Linked DNA regions of Homo sapiens: region 2 is linked to region 1. Evidence: read pairs that join two places in POLR2A ChIA-PET (ENCODE). Cell type or tissue: HCT116. All regions are shown on one strand. Each heading gives the region's core, and the rest is flanking DNA. Links, peaks and the distances in the headings are about the cores only.

Region 1 (4,384 bases), core at 297-4,296:
CAGAGCTGGAGGAGCTGGCAGGCCAGCTGTGGCTGTGCCTTCTTTAGCTGCTCCTCTGGGGTAGAGGAATGGAGTCCATAATCCCCTTTGTTTTTTCTCCCTTGTTCCCGGCATCCTTATTTGCGAGGGCTTACCTCATCCTGGAAAATCCCTTCCCCTCCCCCGCTCCTGCCCGCAGCACCCCAGTGGGATGGGAGCTTTCCTGGCCCCAGTGCCCCATGGGTTAGTGAACTCTAGCAGGCTGGCCGGGCCTCTGGAGAGCTCTCCTGGGCCCTGCCCTGCCTGTGGCAGAGGCAGACCCTTCCCTTGTCCTGTCTGCCAGGAAATGTGCTTGGGGGAGAACTCCTTCGCCTCCCAGGGGCCAGGCTTTCTACCAAGAGGGAGGCCAGGCGGGAGCTAGGTTCCAGCCAGGGCTGGAGCTTCCAGCTTCCAGGGCTCCCTGGGCTGCAACAGCCAGGACACAGGCCTCTGGTGTTTAGGAAGCTGAGGGGAGTGCACAGGGCGGGACCGTCCAGTCCAGGTCTCCAGTTGGACAGGAACTCCCCAGAGCCAGGGTCACCTCAATAGAGCAGGGTCTCCTCTGTCCTCTGGGATGCAGCTTGAGAAATTTGTTCATTTATATATTCCAAAGCCATCAAGCACCCAGTCCATGCCAGCCAATCAACCCCCACAAGTCACTGGTCCCTGAGTCCCAGCTCCCCATTCAGTCAGACCAGAGCCAGCTGCCCAGAAGCGCTTCCGGAGAGGCCTTGTCGCACTGGGATGGCGCTGTGCCAGGCTGCTGCTTTGAGCTTGGGGGTAGGAGGGGGACAGTCCAGGCAAGAGGGACAGAAGCCTGGGGGAGCAGAGGAAAGTAGGTCACTAAAAATGACTTTTTTCTTTTTTTCCTTTTCTGTCCAGAGGCTGTCCCTACACCCTGCCTCACTCGCCACTTTGGTCCTGGCAGAGACAGTCCCCCAGCAGAGGGAGCGAAGAGGGAGGCAGCCAGGAAGGGTCAGGCTCGTCTGCCTCCAGCCCCAGACCGAGGCAGGCTGAGAACACTGTTCTCTCCTTTCCACCCTGCCCTGACTTCCGGCCTAGCCAAATTAGAAAAGACAGACCCTGGGCCGGGCGCAGTGACTCATGTCTGTAATCCCAGCACTTTGGGAGGCCGAGGCAGGTGGATCACCTGAGGTCGGGAATTTGAGACCAGCCTGACCAACATGGAGAAAACCCATCTCTACTAATAATACAATAATTAGCCGGGCTTGGTGGTGCATGCCTGTAATCTCAGCTACTCGGGAGGCTGAGGCACGAGAATCGCTTGAACCCGGGAAGCAAAAGTTGCAGTGAGCCGAGATCGCGCCATTGCACTCCAGCCTGGGCAACAAGAGCGAAACTCCGTCTCAAAAGAAAAAGAAAAGACAGACCCTGTGTCTAAGTTCCGGTATCAGTCCCAGGCAGTGAGCATTTATTGAGCTCCATCTGTGTGCCAGACTGCATGCAAAGTTCTACAGTAAAGAGGGAATAAGAGGCATCAGCCTCTTCCCCTTCCCCTACCAGAAACTCCCAGGTGAATGGGAGAAACAGAACTGTAGGCAAATCAGTGTATCCTGGGATGGGGTGGGAGACATTTGGCTCTCCTTGGCCACCACTGGGACCACTCTGAGGCTGGTAACCCTGGGAAGTGGTGCGAATGAATACAGGGAGCAGGGTGGGGATTGGCCCCTCTCAGGCCCAAGGGATCACCTCAAACCACACTTGTCCCACTCTTCTGCTCCCACCAAGGCCGCAAGTGTGGTTCTGACTTTGGGGCCGAACTGGGGCCTCCTTCCCTTTGGAGCCTTTGGCCAAGTATACAGAGGACAGGTTCCAGGGTTCTTCCTGCACTAGCCTCTGAAAGAGAGGCCATGGCAGTGACAGAGCTCAGGCCACTTCCCCATAGCCTCCAGACCCTCCCCCAGCCCCCATCCTCCAGCCCCAGGGCCTCAGGGAGCAGATTCTTTACATGCCTGTGGCCAGAGGCAGAACCAAGGAAGTGAGCAAGAGGGAGGTCAGCTTAGTGGAGAAAGGAGGAGAAAACGCCCTCCTCCAACCTGCCTCATTATTGACAGGCCGTGGGGAAAGAAGGGGTCACCAACTCCAGCCGTTTGAGCCCAGCCTGCCACCTGGGTCTAGCATTTGAGAATGAAGCCACGCCTCCCGCGGCCTGTCCTATCCCTAGCTCCCCGGGGACAGGCCTGGGCAATCTCTGGAAAGACCACGGTGTATTCTGCTAACCACTCACACTCCTGGTCTGTGCTTGCTCCCTCCACAGTTCAAACTTCCCAAAGAGTACAGCTGGCCTGAAAAGAAGCTGAAGGTCTCCATCCTGCCTGACGTGGTGTTCGACAGTCCGCTACACTAGCCTGGGCTGGGCCCTGCAGTGGCCAGCAGGGAGCCCAGCTGCTCCCCAGTGACTTCCAGTGTAACAGTTGTGTCAACGAGATCTCCACAAATAAAAGGACAAGTGTGAGGAAGACTGCGCAGTGCCACCCCGCAGCCCAGTGGGGTGCCATGCACAGGCCACAGGCCCTCCACCTCACCTCCAGCTCAGGGGCCGCACCCCGCCGCTGGCTAAGCCTTGTGACCCATCAGGCCAGTGAGTGGGCAAATGCGGACCCTCCCTGCCTGCAGCCTGCACAGATTCTGGTTTGAGGTTTGACTCTGGACCCTGGCTGTGCCCCTAGGTGGAGACAGCCCTCTTTCTCACCTACCCCCTGCCGCACAGCCCAGCAGGAGGGAGGCGGACAGCCAGATGCAGAGCGAGTGGATGCACTTCCCAGCTCATCTCTGGAAGCCTTTGCTACTCAAGCTCCTCTGGCCGCGGAACAATTCCTCTGATCATGTTTGGTTTTCTTCTTCCTTATTTTATTTTGTAGAAACCGGGTGGTATTTTATTGCTCTGCAAAGATGTCCAGAAGCCATGTATATAATGTTTTTTAAACAGAACTTCATTCCCCGTTGAACTTTCGCATTCTCTGACAGAGGCCTAGGGCTGTATCTCTCCCTGGGCTGCCACCAGAGAAGGTGCTTGGTGTTCGCCTGCCAGCCCAGAGCCCTGGAGGAGCCGGCTGCACAGAGAGGCTTTTCTTCCCAGCTGGGCCTGGTGGAGCCCGGGGCAGGGGGAGAGTAGAGACACTCCCTTGTGCAGCTTTGAGCCTAGTTTAGCTGGGGCCAGGGAGGGGTGCTACTGTTTTCCAAGTGAATGGGTCTCAAAGACTTGGTGACCCCAGCCTCATCTTCTAGGCCTTTTCCACCCAACCAGGCCTACCTGGGAGAGGGTGAGGTTCAGCACATCACACACCATCCCCACTGTCATTCAGGGCCTGGGTCTCCAGCTCTGTAACCAGTCCTGTCCCATTTCCTCAGTCCCTGGGCCTCCCAGCCTTCAGGCTGTAGGGCTGCCTTACTAAAATTGAAAAATCCACCTCTTAACATCTCTTTCACTTTGGTTTTGCTAACACTGCTCTCTGCTGCCCTCCCATCCTCCCTGTATCCATTCATGCCCTATCTTTCATTCTCCACTCCTAATCCCTCTCCTTTCTGGCATCCTGGCCTCTCGTGGTCCTCAGCCCCTCACCCCCAGTACTGCAGATCTCACAGTTTGCCTTCCAGAAGCCAGCCTATCTCTAGCCCATGGTTTTGGAGTTCCTCTCGGGTTATCTCCCACGCCTGACCTGGAACCAGCAAGCCCCTTTCCTGCCTTCTTACCCCCAACTCTAGGGATGGGACTGTTACAATACTTCAAGATCACTCTTTACACCTCTTCAAAGCAAAGTCATGACAATGCAGGGCTCCTCATTGCTCCCATCTGCCTCTGCTGCACACACAGGCACCAGCAGGGATGCCACAGGAGTGCCCACAGGGTGCAGGACTCCACTGATGAGAGATCCAGCCAAAGAGCTGCCCCCAGGGGTATGAGGGCACCAGCTGGGTTCTCCAGGGAGCAGGAGTTGGACCTCCATGGAGCCACTAGGCCTGGCCTCCTCTACACATCCCCAGGGCTATCTGGTTAATTCCATCAAGCTCAGAGTTAAAAGGCATATCAGCCTGGAGTATTTGGGAGAGACTGGCTGCAGATCCCCGCCAGCCAAGATGCAAGCCACTCGGGACCTGATGTCGGCAGCTGTGCCTCTACTGCCCTGAGGACTTACCAGAGGGAGCCCTACTGGCCTTCCCCCACCACAGCAGCCCTGCCTGTGAAGCTCTTGTTTCTGACATTTCACAGGCAGAGAGGTGCCATCAGTTCGCCTCCATTCCTTGCCACCATGACCAGCCTCTCCCTGAACTCTCTCTTGCTCGGGACCTGCCTGAGGGCTCCCTGCTGCAGTTCGCCGTACTTCCATCTGCTGGGTGCCTCCAT
Region 2 (4,384 bases), core at 101-4,100, 91 kb after region 1:
GCCAGGGCGCTGTGGATACTCCATATTGAGCCTCTCCTCTTGTTCCTGGTCTTTCCTCTTAGGAAATGGCGTACCTCCAGCATATCAGCTTCCTGATGTCTCTTCCGCCTTAACGAAAAATCTAAAAATTGACCACTGCTCTTCCTTCCCCAACACTGTCCCTTCTGCCTCCTTTCTTGAACTTGAACTCCTGGCCTCCCAAAGTGCTGGGATTACAGGCCTGTGCCTGTCTCCACCTCCTTTCTCTCTTCTTTCTGGTGGTTCTTCCCATCTTTGGGGGCTTCCTTTTCTCGGCTTCTTTTTTTTTTTTTTTTTTTTTTTTGAGACAGGGTCTTGCTATGTTGCCAAGATGGAGTGCAGTGGCGCCATCTCGGCTCGCTGCAACCTTCACCTCCCGGGTTCAAGTGATTCTCCTGCCTCAGCCTCCCAAGTAGCTGGGATTACAGGCGCCTGCCACCACGCCCGGCTAATTTTTTGTATTTTTAGTAGAGACAGGGTTTCACCATGTTAGCCAGGCTGGTCTCAAACTCCTGACCTCGTGATCCGCCCGCCTCAGCCTTCCAAAGCACTGGGGTTACAGGCATGAGCCACCGTGCCCGGCCTCAGCTTCTTTTTTTTTGAGACAGAGTCTCACTCTGTTGCCCAGGCTGGAGTACAGTGGCACAATCTCGGCTCACTGCAACCTCCGCCTCCTGGGTTCAATCAATTCTTGTGCCTCAGCCTCCTGAATAGCTAGGATGATAGGTGCCTGCCACCACGCCCAGCTAATTTTTGTATTTTTTTTTTTTATTAGAGATGGGGTTTCACCATCTTGGCCAGCCTGGTCTCAAACCCCTGACCTCAGGTGATCCACCCGCCTCGGCCTCCCAAAGTGCTGGGATTACAGGTGTGAGCCACTGTGCCCGGCCTTGGCTTCTTAAATGTCCTGATTTTTCAGGGTTTGTCCTCAGCTCTCTCCTCTTCCCATTCTGTGTGTTCTCACTGGAAAACTTTATCGTAAATCACCTCGATGCTGCTGACTCAGTTTTTTCCTTCTAGCTCTGACCTCTGTTTCCTTTCAAGCCTGAATACCCACAGGCTGATGAACTTCTTATTCAGCAAATACTTGAATATTGTGCTAGGCACTGGGGTGACAGTCGTGAGCAAAATGAACATACCACCTCACTTCACAGGTGAATTATTTAACTTAGCTAAGGTGCTATTTCCAAGAAAAAAACAAAATGACCTAGTAGTAGAAGCTATAGAAGTAAATCTGAAAATTATTTGTACAAAAAAATAAAAGGACAAATAGGTACTATTTAGTGAAGAGAGGAAAGACTAGCTTTTGAGTATTGTGTTTGGAAAGGACCTGAGACAGGAAGAGGCCTATTGCATTTAAGAAAATCCCGGCCGGGCTTGGTGGCTCACGCCTGTAATCCCAACACTTGGGGAGGCCGACGCGGGTAATGGGTCACGAGGTCAGGAGATCGAGACCATCCTGGCTAACACGGTGAAACCGCGTCTCTACTAAAAATACAAACAATTAGCTGGGTGTGGTGGCACGCACCTGTAATCCCAGCTACTCAGGAGGCTGAGGCAGGAGAATTGCTTGAACCCAGGAGGTGGACGTTGCAGTGAGCCGAGATCGCACCACTGCACTCCAGTCTGGGTGACAGAGCAAGACTCCCTCTCAAAAAAAAAAAAAAAAAAAAAAAAAACCCATGGCAGGACCGGGGCTGGTAGCTCACTCCTGTAATCCCAGCACTTTGGGAGGCTGAGGCAGGTAGATCCCTTGAGCTCAGGAGTTGAGACCAGCCTAGCAACATAGGGAGACCCTGTCTCTACAAAAAATACAAAAACTAGCCGGGCATGTTGGCACATGCCTGTGGTCCCAGCTACTTGAGAGGCTAAGGTCAGAGGATCGTTTGAGCCTGGGAGGTGGAGGCTGGAGTAGTGAGCCATGATCATACCACTGTACTCCCACCTGGGCAACAGAGCAAGACCCTGTCTCAAAAAAAAAAAAAAATCCCATGGTATTTGAAACTTAACATGCAGAAATCAAGCTTACTATTAATATTTTCTCCCTCAAAGCCAATTTTTCTGTGCTCTCCCTGTTAGCACCTATCGCCCAAGTCAGAAACCCTAGGTATCACTCTGGATATTTGTCATGTGTCAACTTGGCTAAGCTAAGCAAGACTCCCGGGATTCCCTCTCTGGTATATTCCAGTTATAGTGGCTACCCAGGAGCACACACACACCATCTTCCAGCTCTTCAGACAAACAGTAATCTAGGTGCTGCTGTGAGGGGATTTTGCAGACCTAATTAAATTCCTCAATTGTTTGGCTTTAAGTTAATCAAAAGGGAGATTATCCTGGGTGGCCTGACCTAATCAGGTGGAAGCCCTTTAAAGGAGGGCTAGAACACCCCTGAACCCCCTCTGAGGTTCTGGACTCTGAGCCATTACCCGCGTTGCTCCCTCTCCCCTGGGATGGTCTGTTGCTGGCCGCCTGCCCTGCTGACTTCAGGATTGCCTAGCCAACAGCCACAGTTATGTGAGCCAATTCGCTAATTCCTTGTGATAAATCAATTTCTATATTTTATCAATATTATATTACGTCAGCATTATATATATTTAGGCCAGGAGTGGTGCATGCCTGTAATCCCAGCACTTAGGGAGGATGAGATGGGAGGATTCCTTGAGCCCAGGAGTTTGAGATTACAGTGAGCTATGATTGCACCACTCCACTCTACCCTGGGCAACCAGCTGAGACCCTGCCTAAAAAAAGAAGAAAAAATTATAAAATCTATATAGATAGATCAACATATATTTATAACATATAAAGTTATATATTTATATATGATTTTATATAGCTATATGAATTATTTATGTTTATATATTATTTTTATATGTTATATTTAAACGTAATTCATGTCTATATAAATAAATGTATATATAAATTTATATATTATAAATATATGTTGCTATATCTATAAATTTAAAAAATTATATATTTATATAGTTATATAATTTATATATTTAGAAAATATATATTATAGTATACAAATATATTTTAGAAATATATAAAATATGTATATGTGTGTGTCATAGCCAGGTGCAGTGGCACACACCTGTAATCCTGGCACTTTGGGAGGCCAAGGCAGGCAGATTGCTTGAGCTCAGGAGTTAGAGGAACTCCATGTTGCCCCATGTTATGTTTTGGTATCTACCTGTCTGTCTGTCTGTAATCTACTGATTCTGCTTCTCTGGTTGAACCTTGACTGATAAAATGTTCCTCTTATACCTATTGCTTAGCAGACCTTAACATTCCGCTTCTTTGAAAGATTCTCTCCTGTTGGTCTCTCCTCTGAGTGCACGTGGGTTCATTTGAGCCCTACCTCTTCTTGCCTGGATTACTGGGGTTCTCGTCCAGCTGGTCTCCCTGCATCCCGTGAGGTCCATCCACATCCTGTTTATTCTCATGACTACCCAGTTTGTTCTTAGTAAACTACATATCTGATCTTGTCACTCTTCTTCTTAAAGTCTTTCAATGACTCCCTGAAGCTTTCAGGCAAACATTTAAAAGCGTCAGCTTTTTTTGTATGACTCCATTTTCTCTCCTCTCTTAGCATATCAATTATACTTCTTTTGAAAACCTTTTTAGTGGTTGCCCAGGAGTCTGCAATGTACATTTATGACTAATCCAAATCCACTTTCAAATAACACTATACCACTGCATGGAGTGTGCAAGTACCTTAGAATGGAGTCCTCCCAATTCTCCCCTCCTGTCCTTGATATTACTGCTGTCATGGATTTCTCTGATCCATAAACTGTAATCACCAAATACATTGTTGCTACTATTGTTTTAAACAAACGTATCTGTTTGTTAACTGTTAACAGTTCAGAATAAGAGAAATAAAGATTTTTATTTGTTTGTTTGTTAGTGTTTTTTCCCAGACAGGGTCTCACTCTGTCGTGCAGGCTGGAGTGCAGTGGCACGATCACAGTTCACTGCAGGCTTAGCCTTAGCCTCCCAGACTCAAGCAGTCCCCGCACCTCAGCCTCCCAAGTAGCTGGGACCACAGGCACATGCAACCACGCCTGGCTATGTTTTTTTCTTTTTTAATTTTTATAGAGACAGGGTCTCACTCTGTTGCCCAGACTGGTCTCAAACTCCTGGGCTCAAGCGATGCTCCTGCCTTGGCCTGCCAAAGTGCTGGGATTATAGGTGTGAACCATCCCACCTGACCAGAAGAACTTCTTTTAACATCTTGTAAGTCAGGTCTGCCAGTGACAAATTTCCTGTTTTGTTTGTCCAAGAAAGTCCTTTTTTTTTTTTTTTTTTTTTTTTGAGACAGGGTCTTACTCTGTCACCCAGGCTGGAGTGCAGTGGCTTGATCTTGGCT

Evidence for each region. Peaks named below come from ENCODE experiments on the same cell type or tissue, not always from the same donor. Only the 100,000 strongest peaks of a DNase experiment are listed, where the experiment ranks them.
Region 2: POLR2A ChIA-PET joins it to region 1 with 7 read pairs; 27 of 35 experiments call an interaction of 5 or more read pairs at or near these places.

Annotation. Positions count from the first base shown.
Region 1 is chr10:102,627,770-102,632,153 of GRCh38, forward strand. SUFU (SUFU negative regulator of hedgehog signaling) reads left to right here. Exons shown (of 12, transcript NM_016169.4): 12 at 2,297-4,384. The coding sequence ends at 2,386. Among named protein-coding and RNA genes, the nearest start is that of TRIM8-DT, 13 kb to the right of the region's middle. RefSeq lists enhancers at 690-1,232, 1,843-2,137, 3,791-4,384. In HCT116, for the core only: no CTCF peak of the experiment used is centred there; a DNase peak (open chromatin) is centred at 2,096; H3K4me3 peaks cover 1,766 bases; H3K27ac peaks cover 3,048 bases.
Region 2 is chr10:102,718,621-102,723,004 of GRCh38, forward strand. The region is part of intron 1 of SFXN2 (sideroflexin 2); the gene reads left to right. Among named protein-coding and RNA genes, the nearest start is that of SFXN2, 6.2 kb to the left of the region's middle. In HCT116, for the core only: no CTCF peak of the experiment used is centred there; no DNase peak of the experiment used is centred there.